Linked DNA regions of Mus musculus: all the other regions are linked to region 3. Evidence: chromatin loops called from intact Hi-C (ENCODE). Cell type or tissue: gastrocnemius. All regions are shown on one strand. Region 1 overlaps Agps (alkylglycerone phosphate synthase). Region 2 overlaps Agps (alkylglycerone phosphate synthase). Region 3 overlaps Gm13657 (a long non-coding RNA gene).

What was found. Hi-C counts contacts between places; a loop is a spot of excess contacts. Peaks named below come from ENCODE experiments on the same cell type or tissue, not always from the same donor. Only the 100,000 strongest peaks of a DNase experiment are listed, where the experiment ranks them.
Region 1: a loop joins it to region 3, with 9 times the contacts of the local background. A loop is called at or near these places in 30 of 42 quality-filtered maps.
Region 2: it touches region 3 in a loop (14-fold over the local background); 14 of 42 quality-filtered maps call a loop at or near these places.

What each region holds. Positions count from the first base shown.
Region 1 is chr2:75,845,996-75,849,995 of GRCm38, reverse strand. The region is part of intron 1 of Agps (alkylglycerone phosphate synthase); the gene reads right to left. Among named protein-coding and RNA genes, the nearest start is that of Gm34861, 16 kb to the right of the region's middle. In gastrocnemius, a CTCF peak has its summit at 2,057 (motif pointing right); no DNase peak of the experiment used is centred here.
Region 2 is chr2:75,878,409-75,882,408 of GRCm38, reverse strand. All of the region lies in intron 11 of Agps (alkylglycerone phosphate synthase), which reads right to left. Among named protein-coding and RNA genes, the nearest start is that of Gm34861, 48 kb to the right of the region's middle. In gastrocnemius, a CTCF peak has its summit at 2,411 (motif pointing right); no DNase peak of the experiment used is centred here.
Region 3 is chr2:75,784,542-75,788,541 of GRCm38, reverse strand. It overlaps Gm13657 (a long non-coding RNA gene), which reads right to left. Exons shown (of 5, transcript XR_001783382.2): 4 at 1,412-1,619. Among named protein-coding and RNA genes, the nearest start is that of Gm13657, 9.7 kb to the right of the region's middle. In gastrocnemius, no CTCF peak of the experiment used is centred here; a DNase peak (open chromatin) is centred at 2,262.

The sequences.
Region 1 (4,000 bases), 61 kb before region 3:
AGCTTTGGATGTCTCTGCTGATGTCTCAACCTCAGAGCACATCCAGACGTAGTCAACTCCTAGGGAAGGAAACAACTGGAAGCAGTTGTGAGAAAATAATAAAGACCAGGGACAAATAATAAACAGAAACTAAAGAAAACTGTGCCCAGGGAGCACGGTGTTATAAGATGGTGGTAGAGCCCTTAGTAGGTGGGACCTAGTGGGAGGTCTAGAGGCATTGAGACGCGTCCTAAAAGGGGACTGTGCATCCCTAGTATCTCTCTTATAGCTAAGCATAGAATGACTAATTTGCCCTGCCACACGCGGCTTAGGGTGATCCGCTTGCTGCCTTACCAGTGGCAACTCCAAAACAACCGGTACCAGTCTCAGAAGGAAACCTCCAAACCACGAGCCAAAACGCACCTCTAATTTAGCAACTGATCCTAATTATCCTATTTAAAGGCTGCAAGTACCTGGATGTGAATTACAGCTTCAACATCTGTAGGAGAGTAAAAGCTTCACTTGTTACAAAGTCCAAATGCTAAAAGGATCCTTAGAAAGTGCCCTGTCCCACATTGCCCAGATAAAGAAGTTTTACCTAGAGAACATTCAACCCAGTCTCATGACAATATTTAAAACCTGCTAAATTATACCCTCAGGTCACCAAAATAATTTTAAAAGCCCTCTTCATCATTTTAATACTTTCTCAAAAGCACTATTCTAAAGTCTTACTGTGGTCATTCTGCACTGGGTCTGACGGAAACATTTAAGAATCTAGGAGCAGCTGTATCAGTAAGTCTAGTGCCTGATGTCTTCCCTATCACAGAGTAAACTTTGCCTTTTAGAATAACAATCTCGTTTGGAGCTGAGACAAAAGGATGGACCATCTAGAGACTGCCATATCCAGGGATCCATCCCATAATTAGCCTCCAAACGATGACACCATTGCATACACTAGCAAGCGTTGGCTGAAAGGACCCTGATATAGCTGTCTCTTGTGAGACTAGGCTGGGGCCTAGCAAACACAGAAGTGGATGCTCACAGTCAGCTATTGAATGGAGCACAGGGCCCCAATGGAGGAGCTAGAGAAAGTATCCAAGGAGCTAAAGAGATCTGCAACCCTGTAGGTGCAACATTATGAACTAACCAGTACCCCCGGAGCTCTTGACTCTAGCTGCATATGTATCAAAAGATGGCCTAGTCGGCCATCACTGGAAAGAGAGGCCCATTGGACACGCAAACTTTATATGCCCCAGTACAGGGGAACACCAGGGCCAAAAAATGGGAATGGGTGGGTAGGGAAGGGGGGGGAGGGTATGGGGGACTTTTGGGATAGCATTCTAAATGTAATTGAGGAAATACGTAATAATTAAAAAAAAAAAAAAAAAAGAATAACAATCTCAAGGCACCAGGAAAACTGCAATAAAGAATACAAAATCCAGCCGGGTGTGGTGGCGCACATCTTTAATCCCAGCACTTGGGAGGCAGAGGCAGGCGGATTTCTGAGTTCGAGGCCAGTCTGGTCTACAAAGTGAGTTCCAGGACAGCCAGAGATACACAGAGAAACCCTGTCTCGAAAAACCAAACCAAAAAAAAAAACAAAATCCTTAGCTTTCCCAAACTCCATTAAAAGGAAGTTATCCACAACTAAACCAGAAGTAAAGTAGTATCATACCCCAGGCTTTCAGATTCCTGAAGCTAACCACACCAAATTTGATGTTGTCAAAACCCAAGATTCTTCCTACTGCCAAAAAGAAGGTTGGCTTGATTTTACCCTATTAAAACATGTTTTACAAACTTGCAGAACGAAGTAGTACAAATATGAAAAGGAAAAATTGGGCTAGAGAGATGGCTCAGAGGTTAAAAGCACTGACTGCTCTTCCAGAGGTCCTGAGTTCAATTCCTAGCAACCACATGGTGGGTCACAACCATCTGTAATGGGGTCCGATGCCCTCTTCTGGTGTGTCTGAAGAGAGCTACAATGTACTCATACATAAAATAAACAAAATTTTTTTAAAAAAAGGAAAAATTATGTGTTGCAACAACAGAAAATAAGTACTTAGAGACTATCATCACATATACACAAGGTGGCAGTGTTCTCCTAGGAGATGTATGGTTTGCACACTCCATTTTTTCCCACTCCCCAGGCCTATTACTCAGTCACTAGGTGAAATACTATATCTAGATTTAGTATTGTTATTACTAATCCATAAGTATTAGTCTTAAGTGAGATCTCACTTTTGTGTCTGCCCCTGGAGACAAATCATCAGCTCCCCACTCCTCTTCAATATAACTCACAGGACCCTGGGTTTAGCGCATGGCTTGTGCTTTTTCTAAGCATAGTCAGGAAAAGTCAAGAAAAGGAAAAGGTTATTTCACCTACTTTTACTCTAGGTTAACAACCTTTTTAAAGATCATTTAGCTAATAACTTTTAAAGCTTTTCTGATAAAATTCTCATGAAATTACTTCTAACTCAGTTCAGAAGTTCGACCTATCCACTACAGTTTGAGAAAGGGGGGTTGTTTTGTTTTGTTTTTTAAGATGTATATATTTTATTTCTATGGGTGCATGTAGCTGTCTTCAGACACACCAGAAGAGGGCACGAAAAGCCATTACAGATGGTTGTGAGCCACCATGTGGGTGCTGGGAATTGAGCTCAGAACCTCTGGAAGAGCTGTCAGTGCTCTTAACCGCTGAGCCATCTCTCCAGCCTCACTACAGTTTGAAATGAGAAAAATAGCTTTGGGAAAAGTGAAGAGAGAAATGCCTCTGAAGCCTCACTCAGTGCTGGCTGAGCTGAGCTGACCAGCCTCAGTGCCAGCCACTTCCAAACCAATCACGTATGGACACAATGAGCAGAAATCTAACCCTCCTCAAGATTTTCGAATGCAGCTCTTTATTATCTGGTTTGTGATTGACTGCTTCAAGACAACCAAAGAGATCATATGACAAAGAAGTGATGAGAAAGACAGCAACACACACACTTGAAAAAATGCACTATGAAAAATTCCTGTAGACCAAGGTATGGTGACATATGCCTATAATGCCAGTAGTCGGGAAGCTCAGACAGGACCAGAGGTTCAAGGTCAGCCAGGGATGGGGGAAAGGAAAAATGAGGGAAATTCTACAAATGAAGTTTTATTTCCACCAACTTCTTTATTGAAAAGAAAAATGAAGTGGAGTTCTCATTAGAAATGTAAAGATTAGAAGGTATAATAATACTGACTTTATTCTAAGTTCAACTTAAAATGTAGGTTTTTTTAAAATAAATTTTAAGTCACCTTCATACCTAGACTGCCAACCCTCCAAAATTATTCTTAAAAACTCAGTAAGAAAGCTTTCAAAAATGTTCACAATGTACACTTGTTAAAAGAATCAATGGATGCAGACTGTACTTAAGATATAAGTAGTCTCAGAAAACTGTACAGCCTCGTGCAGCTTAAGACTAGTCTCTAGCCCAGGAGTGGTAGCTCACGCCTTTAATCCCAGCACTTGGGAGGCAGAGGCCGGTGGATTCCTGAGCTTTAGGGAAGTAGATCGAGGCCAGCTTGAGTTCCAGGACAGTCAGGACTACACAGAGGAACCCTGTCTCGAAGGAAAAAAAAAAAAAAAAAAGACATCTGATCCTCCTGCCTTTGTCTTCCAAATAACAAACAGACTTATATACCACCATGCCACCTTGAAAAGCATAATTCGTAGAAAACAAGCTGAGTCAGAAGAAAGGTACAAACAAACCAACCTGCAGGACCCACTGCTACCACAGCCACGTGCTCTTTATAAACCATGAGCCGGACATATTTCTCTCTTCCCCAAAGATGCTTCTGTCAAGTCCGCAACAGTGCTGAGAAAAGCTAACGAACTGGGCTCCGAAACACTGCCTATGGTTGTTGTAATAAAGTTCTACAAACTTTTTGTCTTACAAGAAAAAGTAGTAGCAACAATAATTTTGTTTTCCATCATCAACTAATCTACTTGCTTGCTGATTAACTTTGATCTCTGGTGGAGATAAATGTGCTATAT
Region 2 (4,000 bases), 94 kb before region 3:
AAAGACAAATATTTCTGATTTTTAAGCATGAAGTATGTATTATTTGGTAAATATTTCCCTCTGCTTATAAGAGCTACAAAAACAGGCAAGTATCCTAATCATAACGTTAGTTTTATTTTCAGTTTAATAAAGGGACAATACCTACTTCTAAGTAACTCTGGCAAAGAGCACGCCACACAATGAAAGACCTTCATTTCAGTGGATCACAACTGTAAAAAACCCAAGTAGCTAAATCACTGGCCAAAGTTATTCTCTTTAGAAAGGAAAAAAATATGACACATATAAAATATTAGCTTATAATGACAATTGCGTTTTATAAGTAGCAAGTACACCCAAAAGTTACTGCTGAATATACAAATATACTTTTTTTAAAATTTTTTATTAGGTATTTTCCTCATTTACATTTCCAATGCTATCCCAAAAGTCCCCCATACCCTCCCCCCCCACTCCCCTATCCACCCACTCCCCCTTTTTGGCCCTGGCGTTCCCCTGTACTGGGGCATATAAAGTTTGTGTGTCCGATGGGCCTCTCTTTCCAGTGATGGCCGACTAGGCCATCTTTTGATACATATGCAGCTAGAGACAAGAGCTCCGGGGTACTGGTTAGTTCATATTGTTGTTCCACCTATAGGGTTGCAGTTCCCTTTAGCTCCTTGGTTACTTTCTCTAGCTCCTCCATTGGGGGCCCCTGTGATCCATCCAATAGCTGACTGTGAGCATCCACTTATAAGACAAAAAGACCACCAACAGATTGGGAAAGGATCTTTACCTATCCTAAATCAGATAGGGGACTAATATCCAATATATATAAAGAACTCAAGAAGGTGAACTCCAGAAAATCAAATAACCCCATTAAAAAATGGGGCTCAGAGCTGAACAAAGAATTCTCACCTGAGGAATACTGAATGGCAGAGAAGCACCTGAAAAAATGTTCAACATCCTTAATCATCAGGGAAATGCAAATCAAAACAACCCTGAGATTCCACCTCACACCAGTCAGAATGGCTAAGATCAAAAATTCAGGGGACAGCAGATGCTGGCGAGGATGTGGAGAAAGAGGAACACTCCTCCACTGTTGGTGGGATTGCAGGCTTGTACAACCACTCCGGAAATCAGTCTGGCGGTTCCTCAGAAAATTGGACATAGTACTACCGGAGGATCCCGCAATACCTCTCCTGGGCATATATCCAGAAGATGTCCCAACCAGTAAGAAGGACATATGCTCCACTATGTTCAAATATACTTTTTTTAAAGTACATATCAAAACTAATTTTTTCAGCTTATTTGAACTCCTGCAGAATTTACAGAGCTCACAAACTATTTCTTTCCTGATGTGATCTACATTAACATAAGGAAATATCTGTTAATTTTAAATTACTTAAAATGATGAAAACAGAGGCAGAGGCAGGCGGATTTCTGAGTTCGAGGCCAGCCTGGTCTACAAAGTGAGTTCCAGGATAGCCAGAGCTATACAGAGAAACCCTGTCTCAAAAAACCAAAAAAAAAAAAAAAAAAAAAAAAAAAAAAAAAAAAAAAATGATGAAAACAAAGGTGAGAGAGTCAGAAAAGAGCACCCCTTATGACTGGTGAAGGAGAGGCTGTCATCTAAATACACCCAAGGGGCCAGTTTTCAAGGAACTGACTCATTTATACTAGTCAGTTTTCTTCGAATGGCAAGAGATACCCCTCTTTCAACATGGAAGACAGAATCATAAATTCTTTCTTTTCTATGAGTACACCGCTGCTGTCGTCAGACACACCAGAGGAGATCCCCTTACCAATGGTTCTGAGCTGCCCTGTGGTTGCTGTGAATTGAACTCTTCTACCACACAGTTTGAAATTTTGAAAGCAGCTTAAGTGAAAATATTGTAAAAATGAAAGTGTGAAATTACAAACATGTTTTTCAATCAAGAACTGGGCACAACCATAAAACATACACTATCTACTTTAGTCAATCTTAAATTCCCATGCTATCAACTGAAACTCCAAATCTCAAACTAAGCAACTAAGCCTTTCTATCTGAAAATACTGTTAGAAAAGGAGAACAAAATATAGCACCTGCTATTGGCATGAGGTTTCTACTTAGTAAGCCAGTAAGGGCAATTATCTCTTAAACCATTAAAAAATTGTTTGTATCCATCCCCAAATGATGTCTGTACATTTGCATTATAAGGCATGAAATGTGTGGGTCCCTAAAGAATGGGATACCACTAAATGGCATTCTTATCCATTCGAGGAACAATGCTTGAGAATAAACTATTATCTACCCAGATTTTTAAATTGGTTTCAAATAAGACAATCTTCCTAGTCTATACAGTTCGTCTGCAAAAGCTATTTATTACTAAGTACACAAACTACTCCAAACTTCAGTCCAGCCAGGTACTTTCTGGCTGGTCTGCTCTGCAACCACATGGTGGCACTATGGATCATTATTCCCTCTATTCCAAATGTTCCAGTGAATCGCACTACAGTCAGTCACCAGTTAGTATCTAAGATCCTTAAAAGGAGTTAAGGGGCAAGTTTTGTTGTTTTATACAAGAAGGAGAAGGAGTCTCATCAACAATACAAGCAGCTCTTCTCTGACACCTTCTAATATGAGCACATATTAGATGGGGAGGGTACAGGGGGGAGGTGGGTAAGCATGTCCAGAGGAATTCTGGTCTGCCACCTTTTAACATAAGCTGAACATGCCCAAATGTTCTCATCTACCATTTTAACCTTTCCAGTAAGTGTTTCATCCTGTAAACTAAGTATGTCCCTAAATCTATCCATCTTCCCTTCTTGAACTATGACCTTAAACTACACATGCAAATGTACCCGCCTCTAAAGTGTATTCCCACATATGTAAGTATAGGTGCTAACATAAAATTTGAAATGCTTTGTTGAAGAAGCGACCACTTTGGAAAGAACCTCTTTGTTCACTCTGCCTGATGCAGGTAACAAAGCTTTCTACTCTTTTAAATATAAATGAAAGAATGAGTAAATGAATGAATGAATGAATGGGCATCTTAAAACAAATAAAAATCTATTTTGGCATTCATGTTTCTTTTGCTAAAAAACCAGAGGCAATATAGATTAACTAGAAATACCGGTAATGTTTTTGACCTACAGACAACAGGGACTATGTCTTTAATACAGCCTGGGGCTATATTCTGAGAGCTGGTTTTTAAAAAAATTATAGATGGATAAATGGATGGATGGATGGATGGATGGATGGATGGATGGATGGATAGATAGATAGATAGATAGATAGATAGAATTAACATATTTAAATTTTTTGTTTTATTTTTTAATTAGTGAACTTCCAATTACTTTCTTTAAATTAAAAAGCAAAAATTTCAAATACCTATGCATTTCACTATCTTATAGTCCAACTTGAATATGGATAACTGGCCAGATATTTTCTTGAGTGCTAACTAGGAAGCTGACCTACACAGGTGATATCAAAAAGTTTCCTTCCAGTATAGTGGGTGTCCCAGTTTTTAATCCCAGCACTCAGGTGGATCTCTTGTGAGTTTGAAGCCAGACTGATCTACATAGCAAGTTCCAGGCTTTCCAAAGCTAGTCAGTGAGACTCACTAACAAAAAGAAGAAAAAGAAAAAGGAAAGGAATAAGATTCCCCTTCATATACCTGATGAAGAGCACTAAGGAACTCAATGTCTTAGAGAAAGCAAGAAGGGTTGAAGTACATTGCCTTAACTTTCATTTGATGAGAGTCAAAACTATTATAAACTATTGCAGTTCAAACAATGAGTAAAGTAAGATATTTTCACACTAAGACATAGAATGAAATAAAGAGGTTATCTGGCATGATTTAGTCCTTTTAAAAAAAGGAAAAGGGAAAAATGATAATATATTTCTTTATAGAAAGACAGAAGGCAAGAGGTGGTTTTGTGTTTGTTTTTCTTTTTTCTTTTTTAAAGATTACAAACGGGGCTGGAGAAATGTCTCAGTAGTTAAGAGCACTGGCTGCCCTTCCAGAGGACCCGGGTTCAATCC
Region 3 (4,000 bases):
GATCAGCACATCAAATAATGCTCATATAAGAGCCAGAGTAAGAGGGTAGACTGATTTGCAAGTTAGCAGTCAGTAAGATCCTGTATTGTTCTCCCTGTCTCCATTCTGAGCACCATCAGAGTCCCTTACACACTCATACTCGGGGTTTCGGTGAACATTCTAGAATGGAAACCTAGAGAGTCTCACTGCTCAGCCTTTCGATGGAAGTACACAGCACACAGCTCTGGAATCCTCTAAGCCACCCTTCACATTGCCCTGTGGCAACCAGTAGTCCTCCATGGCCCACCTTGGCTCTAATGTGCAGAGGCGTTCATTTTATTAACCATTTTGCTACTAAAGGCATGGGATTTCAGAGTTCTATCTCTGATATTAACTGGGTTTTATCATTTTTTTTTTTTTTTTGGAAATACTGAGTCTGCATGATCAGAGCCTCCTGGTTTACCTAAGAGTCTCTTTCAATAACAATGCCCCGGTTACCAGCTTTTGGATGTGTCAGGACCTAGGTTTGAGCATTAGCAACCAATTCTATGTGACTTAACTAAAAAAGGACTTTTTGAAAAATACCAAGTAGGGCACAGCATCCCTGAGAAAGCTAAGATCAGGCTCAGGAAGCAGACAAGAGCAGAGTCAGCTGATAGCAGAAAGCTAAGAATCACTGATGCACAGTCCAGTGAGGATGCTTCCAGAACTCTGACAGGAAGAAGTTGCTACTTCAGGGGAAGTTTCTCTGACACTATCACCACTAGACCCCTCATCATCAGTGCAGGTAAGTAATGTGATGGACTGGCGTCTTTGTACCACTCCTCGGGGTTCAATGTCACAGGAAGACTAGACATACCTCATTGCACATGCACACACATGCGCGCACACACACACACACACACACACATCTATACATGCATACCTATGCACATACACATGAATGCATGGGGAGGGGGGAGATAGACAGACAGACAGAGACAGAGACAGAGGACAGAGAGAGAGTCCAGTCTATCATGCTTGCTTTTCAAGCACGCTTTCAAGACTTGTTATTTTCTTTTGTTGGCCTAATACTTTGTAGCAACTTTGTGTGTGTGTGTGTGTGTGTGTGTAGTATTGTATAGATGTGGCATATGTGCTCATCAATGTATGCATGAGTAACTGTGTGTGTTGGGTATGTGTGTGTACCTATGTGTGGAGACCAGAGGTTGACCCTGGGTGTCTTCCCTGATTGCTGTCTATCTTTACATTTTCCCATTTATTTACTATGTGTGCATTGGGGAGTTGGGGTGAGGGGTGGGGTGGGTACCACAGCACACATGTGGAAGACAAAAGACACATGGCAGTCTCAGGGAATCTGTTCTCTCCTCCCATCATGTAGGCTCTTGGGACTGAATGTTCTTTACAGAGCTTTGGTGGCAAGGACCTTCACCTTGCTGCTTTTCTCGATGAATCTAAAGCTCTTAGCTTCAGCCAGGCTGACTGACCAGTGAGCTTCAGGCATCTGCTGTTGCTTTTCCATGCCTCGTTGCCCCCAGTGCTAGAGTTACAGGCATTTTGTATGTATACTCTGGGTATACAAACTCACGTCTTCATGCATGTGTGGCAGGCACGTTCCCTGCTCAGCCATTCCCAGAGACCTATAAAGAGATATTTACGTTCAACTGTTTCATGATTTAAAATAAAACAAACAAACAAAAAACCAGTGGTTCAAATTCTCTTCCCCTTCAAAAAGTTCAATTTTCTTCCTTTATTTTTTCCAGCTTCATTGTCCTCAATAAACTTTATCAAGTTTCTAAAAAAAATTTTTGATCACATTATATGTGTGAGTATATTTGTAGAATAGCTTTAAATTTATACAGCACTGAACCTTTGTATCCAAGAACATGGTATATCTCAATTTAAGTATTCTTTTCTACCCTTGAGTAATATTATAGTTGTCTTCACATGGAGTTTGCACACTTCTTCATTTATGACTTCATTGTTAGGGAAGTCGGGATTGGTCCAATCTATATTTCCCTTGAGAATTTCAAGCCCCTCCTGATGCCCTTTCAAAATCATGAGACACCATTTACAATGCAAATGGCTCCGGGATTCTGATTTTCCCTAGTCAGTAAGTCTCTCGGCTGAATTCTTCCTAGATTTAACCAGATGCTGTTACTAAATTAAATCTTAGCTTTCACGGTAGCATAAACTTGAATTTGAAGGTTTAAGGAAAATAAATTGACTTGGATAAATTGAAGGACAGACGATAGTGCACTGGTGCTACAGTGCCTCCTAGTGGACACAACGGAGCATGGCTTTGTTTACTAAGAATGTACATCTTGTGTCTGCCCCCAGTGTCATCCTACAGGCAGTTAGAAACTGGAGGAGCCTTTGTAGTTAGCTAGATCAAAAAGAGAGAGGTATGAAGAAGGAAAAGGAGAAATGATTTGTTTAAAATCCCATGGTTGGCCAAGATTTTTCGCTCTCCATCTGTCCTTAGTTCTTCAAGAATCCAGCTTCCTTCTTACTGAAACTTGATATACCTTGGCCGGTTGATAGCCATGGGAGCCTGGCCTTTCAAAAGGAAAGCCAGAGGAGGAGTGAGTAGAGAAGTGGGAGGTGTACTGTACGGGGAGGGACCAGGGGAAGAAGAGGGGGGTGGAAAGTAAGAAGGGAGGAAAGGCAGGAGGGGGAGAGAGAGATGTTACTGCTTTCTTTTCAGCACATATAAAACAAAGGACTAAAGAAACGCATATTTAAAATCCAGTTTCTATATTCACACCTAATTCACTTCCAAACCTACTTGTAAAAATCCATCTTCAGCAAATGAATTTGTTGGGAAAATGGCCAGGCATCCATACACAGAAAGGTTCTCCATCACCATAAATTAACTCATGGTATGCTGAATTAATTGTTGAAAATTACTAGAAAATATGTTCACAAACCTGGCAAATTCAGACTATGTCACACACAAATACTCTTTCTTTCTCCTCCTCCTCCTCTTCCTCCTCCTTCTTTTTCAAGATAGGGCAACACTCACACAGCCCCCAATGGAGGAGCTAGAGAAAGTACCCAAGGAGCTATAGGGAACTGCAACCCTATAGGTGGGACAACATTATGAACTAACCAGTACCCCGGAGCTCTTGTCTCTAGCTGCATATGTATCAAAAGATGGTCTAGTCGGCCATCACTGCAAAGAGAGGCCCATTGGACTTGCAAACTTTATATGCCCCAGTACAGGGGAACGCCAGGGCCAAAAAGGGGGAGTGGGTGGGTAGGGGATTGGGGGGTTGGGTATGGGGGACCTTTGGGATAGCATTGAAAATGTAAACGAGAAAAATACCTAATTAAAAAAATCACACACACAAATAAACAACTTCTGCCCTTGAAGCTGCCAGAAATATTTTTCAAAGAAATTAAAAAAAAAAAAAAAAAGATAGGGAAACACTATTTATCCTGGGACTAGCTCTGTAGACCAGGCTGGCCTCGAACTCACAGAAATCCACTTGTGTCTGCCTCCACAGTGCTAGGATTAAAAGCATGTGCTACCACCAGCTGGCAAAGACTTCCTTTCAAATGACCTGAATTTAACCCTGTTTCTTTAGTTTTCTTTTATAGAGTCATAACTGAATTATCTTGAAAAATGACTATGAAGCATTGAAAAACATCGGTGTAAACCAACACCTATTCTGAAACATAACCTTTCCAAAGGCTGCAGAAGACCAAGCCCGGGGATTAGAACAGAGATGGCCCCAGAGGGTGCTCTCACATCAATCCAGTACCGCGCATGCAAGTCTCGAAATCTCAGGAAAACTGCCCCCCCCCCACTTTGGCAGGTCTTAGTTTCAGATGATGAAAATCAGAGGCAACCGAGCACAGAGGCCCAGACATGTAGACTCAGCTACTTGGGTATCAGGAGGATTGCTTGAGTTTATGAGTTCAAGGTCAATGTGGGCTATTGAGAAAGACCCCCACTTCAACAACAAAAAGAATACGCAAGCATTTTCTAAAATTACTCTGCTCCAAGATCAGATAA